Regions from separate parts of the Homo sapiens genome. Here regions 2, 3 and 4 are each linked to region 1. Evidence: chromatin contacts called from ENCODE Hi-C or POLR2A ChIA-PET data. All regions are on one chromosome and are shown on one strand. Each heading gives the region's core, a stretch centred on a gene start or an enhancer-like site at or near the end of the contact. The rest is flanking DNA. Distances are from core to core; before and after follow the strand shown. Region 1 has its middle 28 kb from the start of SYNM. Region 2 overlaps IGF1R (insulin like growth factor 1 receptor). Region 3 overlaps IGF1R (insulin like growth factor 1 receptor). Region 4 overlaps TTC23 (tetratricopeptide repeat domain 23).

What was found. A loop is a pair of places that touch in the nucleus more often than their neighbours do. ChIA-PET counts read pairs that join two places held with the same protein, here RNA polymerase II (POLR2A). Pooled maps may share reads with other maps.
Region 2: a loop to region 1 is called in a map of mammary epithelial cell, with 7 times the contacts of the local background. The contact joins two enhancer-like sites. A Hi-C loop is called at or near these places in 10 of 168 maps with a recorded cell type or tissue (Calu3, GM12878, MCF 10A and 7 more), 2 of 37 single-sample maps with no recorded cell type and 11 of 50 pooled maps. POLR2A ChIA-PET finds 5 or more read pairs at or near these places in 2 of 52 experiments (PC-9 and WTC11).
Region 3: a loop to region 1 is called in a map of Caco-2, with 3 times the contacts of the local background. The contact joins two enhancer-like sites. A Hi-C loop is called at or near these places in 6 of 168 maps with a recorded cell type or tissue (Caco-2, GM12878, aorta and 3 more), 12 of 37 single-sample maps with no recorded cell type and 16 of 50 pooled maps. POLR2A ChIA-PET finds 5 or more read pairs at or near these places in 1 of 52 experiments (activated T-cell).
Region 4: a loop to region 1 is called in a map of HepG2, with 11 times the contacts of the local background. The contact joins two enhancer-like sites. A Hi-C loop is called at or near these places in 2 of 168 maps with a recorded cell type or tissue (HepG2 and OCI-LY7), 2 of 37 single-sample maps with no recorded cell type and 12 of 50 pooled maps. POLR2A ChIA-PET finds 5 or more read pairs at or near these places in 2 of 52 experiments (OCI-LY7 and Panc1).

The regions. Positions count from the first base shown.
Region 1 is chr15:99,075,562-99,078,152 of GRCh38, forward strand. No RefSeq gene overlaps it. Among named protein-coding and RNA genes, the nearest start is that of SYNM, 28 kb to the right of the region's middle. Within about 2 kb of position 1,275, at least 12 of the 41 ENCODE cell types and tissues checked have a DNase peak (open chromatin) inside an H3K27ac peak, as active enhancers do.
Region 2 is chr15:98,903,359-98,905,949 of GRCh38, forward strand. All of the region lies in intron 5 of IGF1R (insulin like growth factor 1 receptor), which reads left to right. Among named protein-coding and RNA genes, the nearest start is that of PGPEP1L, 100 kb to the right of the region's middle. Within about 2 kb of position 1,278, at least 6 of the 41 ENCODE cell types and tissues checked have a DNase peak (open chromatin) inside an H3K27ac peak, as active enhancers do.
Region 3 is chr15:98,942,380-98,944,970 of GRCh38, forward strand. IGF1R (insulin like growth factor 1 receptor) reads left to right here. Exons shown (of 21, transcript NM_000875.5): 19 at 544-673. Among named protein-coding and RNA genes, the nearest start is that of PGPEP1L, 64 kb to the right of the region's middle. Within about 2 kb of position 1,282, at least 9 of the 41 ENCODE cell types and tissues checked have a DNase peak (open chromatin) inside an H3K27ac peak, as active enhancers do.
Region 4 is chr15:99,211,339-99,213,929 of GRCh38, forward strand. The region is part of intron 8 of TTC23 (tetratricopeptide repeat domain 23); the gene reads right to left. Among named protein-coding and RNA genes, the nearest start is that of TTC23, 37 kb to the right of the region's middle. RefSeq lists a silencer at 652-852. Within about 2 kb of position 1,278, at least 6 of the 41 ENCODE cell types and tissues checked have a DNase peak (open chromatin) inside an H3K27ac peak, as active enhancers do.

The DNA of each region.
Region 1 (2,591 bases), core at 25-2,524:
TGGGTCATCAGCTTCACTCTCTGGTCTTTGAGCTGGGTCATCAGCTTCACTCTCTGGTCTTTGAGCTGGGTCATCAGCTTCACTCTCTGGTCTTTGAGCTGGGTCATCAGTCCTTTGCCTTTGGAATTGGACTTGAACTGGAACTTACATTATTGCCTCTCCTGGTCTCAGGTCTTTGGCCTCAAGACTGGAACAATACCATCAGCTTTCTTGTGTGTCCAGCTTGCCAACAGCAGATCTGGGGACTTCTCAGCCTCCATTATCATGTGAGTTGCTTCTTCATCATATATGATATATCCTGTTGCTTCTGGTTCTCGGAGAACCCTAACTGATACAAATTTTGGCTGAGATTTTTGATGGGATGGTCCGCAGGGCCTCATGGCTCACAGGCTGCTTTATAGATGAATAGCTACAAAGGAAATCTCGAATCCTTCACATTAATTACCTGCCCTGGGATACAGACACTATCTGTCTCCTCATGGAGTCAGAGTTCTTGGTTCTCAGAAACATATAATTTGTATATTCATTAAAAACACTATTTATACATTCTGATGGGAAAAAGTCCAAATAATAGAAACACTGACAGTAATTACACTTAGTTTTGGAGCTAATTTTATTGAAAAATTGTCCTTAAATTGTTTCTTGACTTTGCCCTTAATCATGACGTGTTAAACACTCACAGGAAATCAGCATATGGCTCTTTAATGAACCAGCAGTGCATGACCAAGAAGTGTGGAGGTTGGTGTTTATTTTGAGATCAAAGGGAGAAAAATGAAGCCCAGAGGTATTTGTTTTCAGAAAAAAAAATCACACTCTTGTGTGTGAGGGTGACGGGAATCTTCTTAATTTAAGTTTTCTCCTGACTGTCCTATTTACTCCCACCACTAATCTGAATCTATAAATAGGGTTTAAATATTGCCCCTCTGGCTGTTTACTACACAGTCAATTATTTACTTTTAATTAAGAGATTTCCAAAGAGCATCCTTCCATTTCACCCTTGCAGCCAAACAACAGAGGGTGTGGCCTTTCCACAAAGAATGACTTTCTGTAACTCACATCCAAGAAAAGACACTGAAACAGGAAGAGACTAAGGAGCAGCTCCTCTCTGACTTGAAGGAAAGTCAGGCTTAATGATGATAATTTTTTCCCCCAGAACTTAAAAAAAAGCTGTATGCTCACTACGTGATGCAGGATGAGGCCCGAATCTGGCACAATTCCTGGTCCCAGGTCTGTTCCGTTCGATCCTTGGTTGCTTCCTGCTTGCCTCCGTCCTTCACCTCCCCAAGAGTTCGGCAAAACCCTGGTTGTCGAAATGCTGTAGTGTGGATAACACGCCATCTAGTGGTTAACAGGACAATTGCAAAAATAGCTTCACAGGTCATATGTCAAACTATTCCAAAATTGGGCTTCAGACCTCAGTTATCTATGCCACTGGTCCTCAGGGTTTGCTTCACATGAAAATCACCTGAGGAGCCTTTAAAAATCTGATGTCCAGGCCGTACCCCATCACAATTAAATCAGAATCTCTGGATGTAGGGCCCAGACATCAGCGTTTTTAAAAATCCCCAGGTGATTCCAAAGGGCAGCCAAGCTTGAGAACTGGTGACCTTTGCAACCAAAACAATGGATTAAAAGGTAGAAACACTTTATGCAGTGATTATAAATCACATGTATCATAAAAAACATTTCCTGTATAAAGCATATATAGAGGTTGCTTTTTTCCTTCTTCTTCATACTTGGATTTTATTGATTTTGTTTAGACAGGGTCTCACTCTGTCCCCCAGGCTGGAGTGCAGTGGTGAGATCTCGGCTCACTGCAACCTCTGCTTCCTGGGTCCAAGCGATTCTTGTGCCTCAGCCTCCCGAGTAACTGGGACTACAGGCGTGTGCCACCACGCTCGGCTAATTTTTGTATTTTTAGTACAGATGGGGTTTTGCCATGTTGGCCAGGCTGTCTTGAACTCCTGACCTCAAGTGATCCACCTACCTCAGCCTCCCAAAGTATTGGGATTACAGGCATGAGCCACCATGCCTGGCTTACAGTAGTACTTTAACATTGCTTTTTCAACTTAATATGTTATGGATATCTCATATAGTCAATACGCTAGATCTAACTCATTTTCTTTTTAAAAAACTTTTATTTTAGGTTCAGGGGTATATGCGCAGGTTTGTTATATAGGTAAACTCATGTTATGGAGGTTTGACGTACAGACTATTTTGTCACCCCAGTATGAAGCGTAGTTCCCAATAGTTATTTTTTTCTGATCTTCTTCCTCCTTCCTCCCTCCACCCTTAGGTGGTCCTCAGTGTCTGTTCTCTTTTTTGTGTCCATGTCTTCTCATCGTTGGACTCCCACTTATAAGTGAGAACATGCAGTATTTGGTTTTCTATTCCTGTGTTAGTTTGCTAAGGATAATGGCCTCCAGCTCCATCCATGTTTCTGCAAATGGCATGATCTTGTTCTTTTTTATGGCTGTATGGTATTTCATGGTGTATATGTACCATATCTTCTTTATAAAGTCTACTATTGATGGGCATTTAGGTTGATTCCATGTTTTTGCTATTGTGAATAGTGCTTCAGTGAACATAAT
Region 2 (2,591 bases), core at 28-2,527, 170 kb before region 1:
TTCGCGGATAGGCATTTCTATGCTTTTGTTCCTACCACTCGACTGTGCAACACGCAGTGCTTTGTAATACCTTCTTGGAGCTCAAAGGTCAGGCTGAAACATGGCCGCTTTTTCACATTTCCCTGGGACTTTTGGAAAATATACACCAACCCTGTGACCTAGCAATTCCGGGATCCACCCAAGAGAAATGAAAACATGCCCACACAAGACTTGTGTATGAATGCTGGTAGCAGTATTACTCATAATAGCCTCCCGGGATTCCCCCGACCCCCAGCCCAAAAGAAAGACCCACTGGAAACCATTCAGATGTTCATCAGCAGATGAGTGGATAGAAAGATAAATGGATAAATGAAATGTGGCACAAAGGACAACTGACTACTCAACAATAAAAAGACGTGAAGTATGACACGTGTTACAACATGGGTGAACCTCTAAAACATTAGGCTAAGTGAAAAGAAAAAATCCAGACACAAAAGACTACATATTATATGACTCATTCGTATGTAATTTGCAGAAAAGGCAAAACTATAGAGACAGAAAGCAGACCAGGGATGGCTGCAAGGAAGAGGTGGAGATTGACCACCAATGGGAATGAGGGAACTCTTGGATGATGGAAGTGTTCTGGAACTGAGTAGTGGTGATGGTTGGACAGTTGTGTAAATTTACGGAAGCTCATGGAATGATGGGTGAATTTTTTTTTTTTTTTTTTTTTGAGATGGAGTCTCACTCTGTCACCCAGGCTGCAGTGCAGTGGCGCTGTCTCGGATCACTGCAAGCTCCGCCTCCGGGTTCACACCATTCCCCTGCCTCAGCCTCCCGAGTAGCCGGGACTACAGGCGCTCACCACCACGCCCGACTAATTTTTTTGTATTTTTAGTAGAGACGGGGTTTCACCATGTTAGCCAGTATGGTCTCGATCATCTGACCTCGTGATCTGCCTGCCTCGGCCTCTGAAAGTGCTGGGATTACAGGTGTGAGCCACCGTGCCTGGCCTGATGGGTGAATATTTGATAGGCAGGTTATACTTCAGAAGTAAAGCTATTTTTAAGAAACACCTAAACAAAGAGGAAACATTGTCTGAATATCTGTATGGTGCCTGGTTCCACCTAGATAGACATATCCACCCTTGCTGAACCCCTAAGGTTGATGTAAATATTGGATTTGGGGGAGAGTGGACATGATATAAACCAGCCTGTTTGCAGATGGATTGGTGGGAGCATCTGCAGAAAGGCAAAAAAGGCCAAATACTCTTATCAGTTGCAGATGGCTCTGTTGCTGATGACAGCCTGTGTCCTGGGTTCTGATGCCCCCTAGAGACAGCCGTGAAGAGGCAATTTTCTCCTCGAAGGAAGGAACTGGAATGATTGGTTGTATAATTGCAGAATTGTTTTCAGTATGTCAGCAAGCACTGAAAATGGGGAAACTGTCCCTTCCTACCTCTGTAGGCTGGAGACCTCGGGTTCAGCTCCATTTATCAGGGCACAGGACCTTCCTGTTCTGAGACTTTGTTCCAGGGGACTTTCACACTTCAGAGAATAGCACATGTCATCCTGCACTTTTGTGGGGTGATTAAAAGCTCACGGTATCCTTTTATGTTTAGCCCATCCAATTCTTCCAACTGGCCTCAGCCAGAAAAGCAGGGAAGGCACCCCCAGTTTGCAGCTGAGAGACTCCAGCCTGGGAGAGCTGAATAAATCTTTTGCCCAGAGGGGTTCCTCAGTAAATGCTGGAGATGAGGCTCAGACCTGACCTTTGGATTCCCAGATGGAGTGCTCTGAACCGTGTACCTGGGGCTGTCTTCACCACTCAAATATCGATAGAGATAACATAGAGATGTCCTCAGGAAGATAACCAACTGTTCCCATCCTGTGTGGTCTACAGATTGGGAGATAGGGCCTACCCAAGTGTAGAAATAAACATTTTTTACAACATAGAGAAGGCTGAGAACCAGGATACCAATATCAATAAAATCTGGATATCATAGAGCACATGGAAGCTAAAGAAAAATAAGTAACTGGTCAGGTGTGGTGGCTCACACCTGTAATCCCAGCACTTTGGAAGACCATGGCAAGGCATTGCTTGAGCCCAGGAGTTTGAGACCAGCCAGGGCAACATAGTGAGATACCAGCTGTTAAAAAAAAAAAAGAAAAGAAAAATTAACCAAGCATGGTGGGGCATACCTATGGTCCCAGCTACTTGGGAGGCTGAGGTAGGAGGGTAGCTTGAGCCTGGGAAGTTGAGGCTGCAGTGCTCTGTCATTGCACCACTGCACCCCAACCTGGATTACAGAGTGAGACCCTGTCTCAAGGGGAAAAAAAAAAAAAAACCTAATTTTTAAAAGCATTCTTTGAATGTAAAGGCAGTAAGCTAAGAAACAATTAGGAAATCACATTTACTGAATAATTTACTTAAGTAATCTTTTTCTTCAGGAAACAATGATAACTTTAGCGTATGCATATTTTAAAGATGTGCAGACAGGTCTCTGCCTTTTACCTTCTCTTAATTCTCACCTAATCATGGAAGGAATTTAGCGGGGAGCCTTGCCCCAAGCTGTGGCTCGAAAAACAAGCATGGTATTGACAGGCAGCTCA
Region 3 (2,591 bases), core at 32-2,531, 130 kb before region 1:
CTGGAGTGCAGTGTTGTGATCATGGCTCACTGCAGCCTCAACCTCCAGGGCTCAAGTGATTCTTCCACCTTAGCCTCCCAAGTACCTAGGAACACAGGCGCACACCACCACTCACAACTGACTAATTTTTAAAATTTTTTATACAGACAGGGTCTTGCTGTGTTGCCCAGGCTGATCTTGAATTCCTGGGCACAGGCGATCTTCCTGTCGTGGCCTCCCAAAGTGCTGGGATTACAGGCGTTGAGTCACTGCGCTCAGCCTGCCTCTCATTTAAATGCAATAAGGGCATTAACTTCCTAAGGGAATCAAATTGTAAATATATTAAAAGTGGAGATTGCTTGGTATTTGCTCATCATGTGATTAATCATCCCTTACTGTCTCCACCTTATAAAATTGCAAACCCTAATATTTGGCCACCTTAAAGTGGGACGTGTCTGTGTCTTGCCTTGCGTCTCTCCACACATAATGAGTGTAGGGTCCTCTGCTGTGACAGCAGTGGTGCCTGCTCCAGCGTGTGACTCTGCGCCCTCTCTTCCCTTACAGATTTTGGTATGACGCGAGATATCTATGAGACAGACTATTACCGGAAAGGAGGGAAAGGGCTGCTGCCCGTGCGCTGGATGTCTCCTGAGTCCCTCAAGGATGGAGTCTTCACCACTTACTCGGACGTCTGGTATGAGAACCTTTACTGCATTGCCAGCCTGGAGCCCCCAGCCTCTGCACTTTCCACCAGCTCAGTCTCTAGGGCTTTATCTTTCTCTGTTCATTGTTACCCGTTGCCAGCTTTAGCTCAGTGTTGTGTGAGCCACACTTCTTCATCATTGAGGTGTTCCTGTTGTCAGTGGGCTAGCTAAGGGCAGAAGGGCATTCGTGGGATTTTAAAGAATTTATGGGACCAACATTCTTTCCGCCTTCAGCAGATACCGATTATGTTTCCAGGAGGTGGGATGTGCCAGAAGCCGTCACCTCTTTTTGTTTCTCCCCTGCCTGCCTTCTTTCTCTTTTCCTCTTTCTCAATAAACAGATACTGTCTGTGTGTCTGCCTCACCTAATCTAACCCTCAGATTGCAGACAGTGCTTTATTTAGACCCAAAGCTTATGAGTCCTGATTGTGTTTTCCTGCTGGTCCCATCTGCTGTCTGTCTTTCAGTGGGCATCCACCGTTGTGGACCCAGGGATGGTTATGGGAAGCAAAACGTCTCCCTTAATCATAAACAGTGTCTACCAGTGGAAGCCCATCGACCGAGGGATCAGAGGCCTCTCAGTAGTATTGTTTATTGCAGTTCCTTGGCAACATTGCAGAGAGGCAGTCAGGTTCTGAAATACAACTGAGGTTATTGGCAGGCTGAGGCCCTGGCACAGGCACCTTCTAGAATATCAGCTAGTGTCTTGGCTTTCCTCTGGGGGGATCCCGTTGCTGTTGTGTTACAGAAATGGTAGTTGTTTACTCCAACAGTCTGGATGACCGCATAGAGGAACTATTTCAATAGTGACTGACATCATTTTTTTTTTAACCTCGTAAACCTTTCACAGTTCAGGGGCCTTGGATCTTATTTTGAAGACAGGTGCAAATTGGAAATAGCATTTGAATATGACCCGGCAAAGCATGATTGCTTCTTAAGCTCAAGTATGAGATCTGTTTTGCAATCAGCTTGTCCAAGATGGTTATCTCTTCACTGTCAAATCAAAGTGCTCTGCATGGTGTTTAGAGATTGGGATGGTGAGGAGAGAGCAAGCCTGGGTATGTGCATGCATCTGTTTATTCTAGGCTTCGTGCCTCCAGGAGCTTGGAGGTCAGCTTGTAGTATAATAAAATAGAAAACTATACAGCCGGGGAGAACAGAAGCAGAATAGAAGGATAAAGTGTTGTTCATATCTCTCGGGCAAATTTTACCCAAATTCTGACGAGCAGTTACTGCACAAGCAACAACAAAGGGACCTAGAGTGTGTTCATTGCCAATTCTGTCCATTTGGCTACATAACTACTGTGAACCAATACAAAAAGATATGTATAAACATGAATAGGCGTTTGGTATTCATTCCATGAAATGCTCAGGCATTGACAGCGCTTCAGGTTTTGTTTGCTTTTTAACACAGGCTTTGAGGATAGCACAGGTCAGGAAGGCTAGGGCGTTGGAGCAGGTTTCTCAGCGGTCCAGGCTCTAAACTAAAGCTGTCCCTCTCAAAAGAATGGAAATGATTTCAGATTGTATTCAGCAGCACGAAGCAATGATTCCTAAATAGTTAAAAATCTAGAAAGAAACACTAAGAATTGTATTGGGCTTTGTAGAAGAGACCCCAGAATTTTAGGATTTGGGATGTATCCCTGCAGTCAGGCCCAGTCCCCAGTGCACCTGCAGATCTTTGACAGCTGCTGGTTGAGCTTCTGCTAAGAGGTTTCCTTCCAGGGACTCCATGTTCACTGCCTCACAAAGGCAGGCCAGCCTCATGCTTTAGACATCCTTGCTCTTAGCAAATCTTTCGTGTTCTGCTACGTCAGCCTCTGTGTGACACCCATTGGACCTTCTCTCTGTAGCACAATTGCATACCTTGCTCTGTTCTTGATAAGATAGGTCTAGGAGTCATCGAAG
Region 4 (2,591 bases), core at 28-2,527, 140 kb after region 1:
CACTCCAGCCTGGGTGACAGAGAGTCTCAAAGACAAAAAACAAACAAACAAAAAAAAAGAAGAAGTAAGTATATACAATTGTCTGATTTTAGCTTAGATGATTCATGAGAGCAAAGAAAACAAAATGTAGCCTTCCCAAGGCACAGGGAAAAAATGCAGAAAAAAATTGCACACCAAGGGCAGTCTTGAAGTACAAAACCTTAATATGTGATATAAGTACCTGATTTAAAATCACCTCTGGGATGAAACAGCAGAAAGGAAAATGTTCAATTAGATCATAATGATAATTATATTGCCCTTTTCTTTCTTGCTTTCTTGCTTCTGAGGGTCTCCCATGCACCTAGATGCTTTAAAGTAATATCTTTTTAATCTTCACAGCAACCCCTGGAGGTCTTATTATTTTCACTTCAACAGGAGAGGAGAGTGAGGCTCCCAGGAAGCACAAGATCTACCCAAGTTCTACAGCTGGGAAGTTTGAACAAACACTGATTTGAACCCAGGGCTTCTGACTCCAAAGACTACATTTTTTTGTTTTTAATAGAGATGGGGATTCACCATGTTGACCAGGCTGGTCTTGAACTCCGGGCCTCAAGCGATCCTCCCATCTCAGCCTCCCAGTGTTGGGATTACAGGCATGAGCCATCATGCCGGCCCAGAGCCTACATTGTTAATGACACCATGGCACACTGCTTAGAAATACTTGGGAGGCGTCTTGTTGATGCTCTGAGGAAATAAAAGTGTTTACTCATTCCTGAGTTAGTTCAGCACAGTCATGCCAGGCAAAGTGTTCGCTGGACATGCTGTGGGAGACTTCAAGGACATGTCAAGCAGTCAGAGAGAGCTGGGGGAAAATCACATGTTCTGGAGCAATAGTCTCAATAGGTCATCATCATGCTGCATAGAAAGATAATTTAAAGAGGGATGTGTGTGTGTGTGTGTGTGTGTGTGTGTGTGCATGCATGTGCAATGGCATATGCCTGTATATACAAAGACAACTATTTCTCTCTGGGCATCTATCAATAACCAGGATAGAAAATAATTCTTAACACTGGGGATAAATTTGCCCCTTTTTGTAAGTGACTTTCTTTACCAGATTTAAAGAAATATAACTGTGCACATAAGAATACATGATTTGGATTCACTCTCCAAAGTTAACAAACCATTACTGTACGAAGTAGCACCGGAACAGAGGAGAGGAAGAAGGAGAGAAGTTTCAGGCCATAGTCAGGGATGGGAGGCATGGAGCATGAGTCACCCCGCGGCACTTATCTGTCAGCCCAGGGAGAAAGGCACTGGGCTGTTGCGATGGGCACCATAAAAGGACAGGCAGGGCAGGAAGATGATACACTAAAAGATATCCTTTTAAGAGGGACATAGGACTGAGTGCAGTGGTTCATGCCTGTAATTCTAACACTTTGGGAGGCCGAGACAGGAGGATCGCTTGAGCCCAGCCTGGGCAATATAGTAGTAAGACCCTGTCTCTACAAAAAAATAAAATTAGCTGGGTGCAGTGGCACGTGCCTGTAGTCCCAGCTAGTCAAGAGGCTGAGAGGGGAGGACTGCTTGAGCCCAGGAGGTCAAGGCTGCCGTGAGCTGTCACTGTGAAACTGTACTCCAGCCAGAGCAACAGAGTAAGACCCTATCTCAAAAAAAAAAAAAAAAAAAAAAGGGGGGGACATAAATCCAATGAGCGCTGCCTGAGAAATTATCTTGGCCTTCCACTTCCAAGACCTGGCAAAAGAAAAGGCCCTCATGGTTCAAGCTTACCTACAGAAGTGCATAAATCCAAAACACCTTGTTAATTTCTAAAGCAGATAAATTTGGACAAAATACATTTCAATAAGGAAATGAAGCAAAGTAATTGAATGAAAATTATACAGTTTAAACATGCACATTGTGGTGATTATATCAGGGTGAAGAATTAGGATGAAAAGAAGTAGCAAAGTTTGAAACAACTTGGCTAAACACAAAAGTAACTTTGTAGAATAGTCTGGAATATTAACTTAAATTCTTGTTGGCTATTCAGCCTAGATGTGTACAGGGCCCGCCATCTGCTGGCAAGGCTTGGTGTTGCTAATTTGGAAAGCACTCAGAGGAGGTGCCAGAGGATCATTTACTCTTTTTTATAGCAACACTGCTCAATGTTAAATACTGATATATTAGGTCTCAACAGATGCAACAAATATTATATCTTGGAGCTCTGAATTGTGTATTTCCTATCTTATAAGACAGAATACCTAATTTCTGGCAGGAAGGGATTCTGGACTGGTAAAGCCTTCCCAGTCACTAACAACCTTCTTCCTCCTCCAGTTATATAAATGGAATTGTACAGTATGATTCTTTTGCATCTGGCTTCTTTCACTACACATTGTGAGAGCCATTCATGCTGTTAAGCATAGGAGTAGTTTTAATCATTTTATTTATATTAACATCACATTTTTTCTGTTTTACTTTTGGTGAACATTTAGGCTGTTTCCAACTCTTGGCTATTACAAATAATGTAGCTTTGAATATTCTTGGCTATGTCTTTTGGTGAAAACATGCATGCATTTCTATTGGGTGTATAATTTAGTAGTGATACTGCTGGGTCA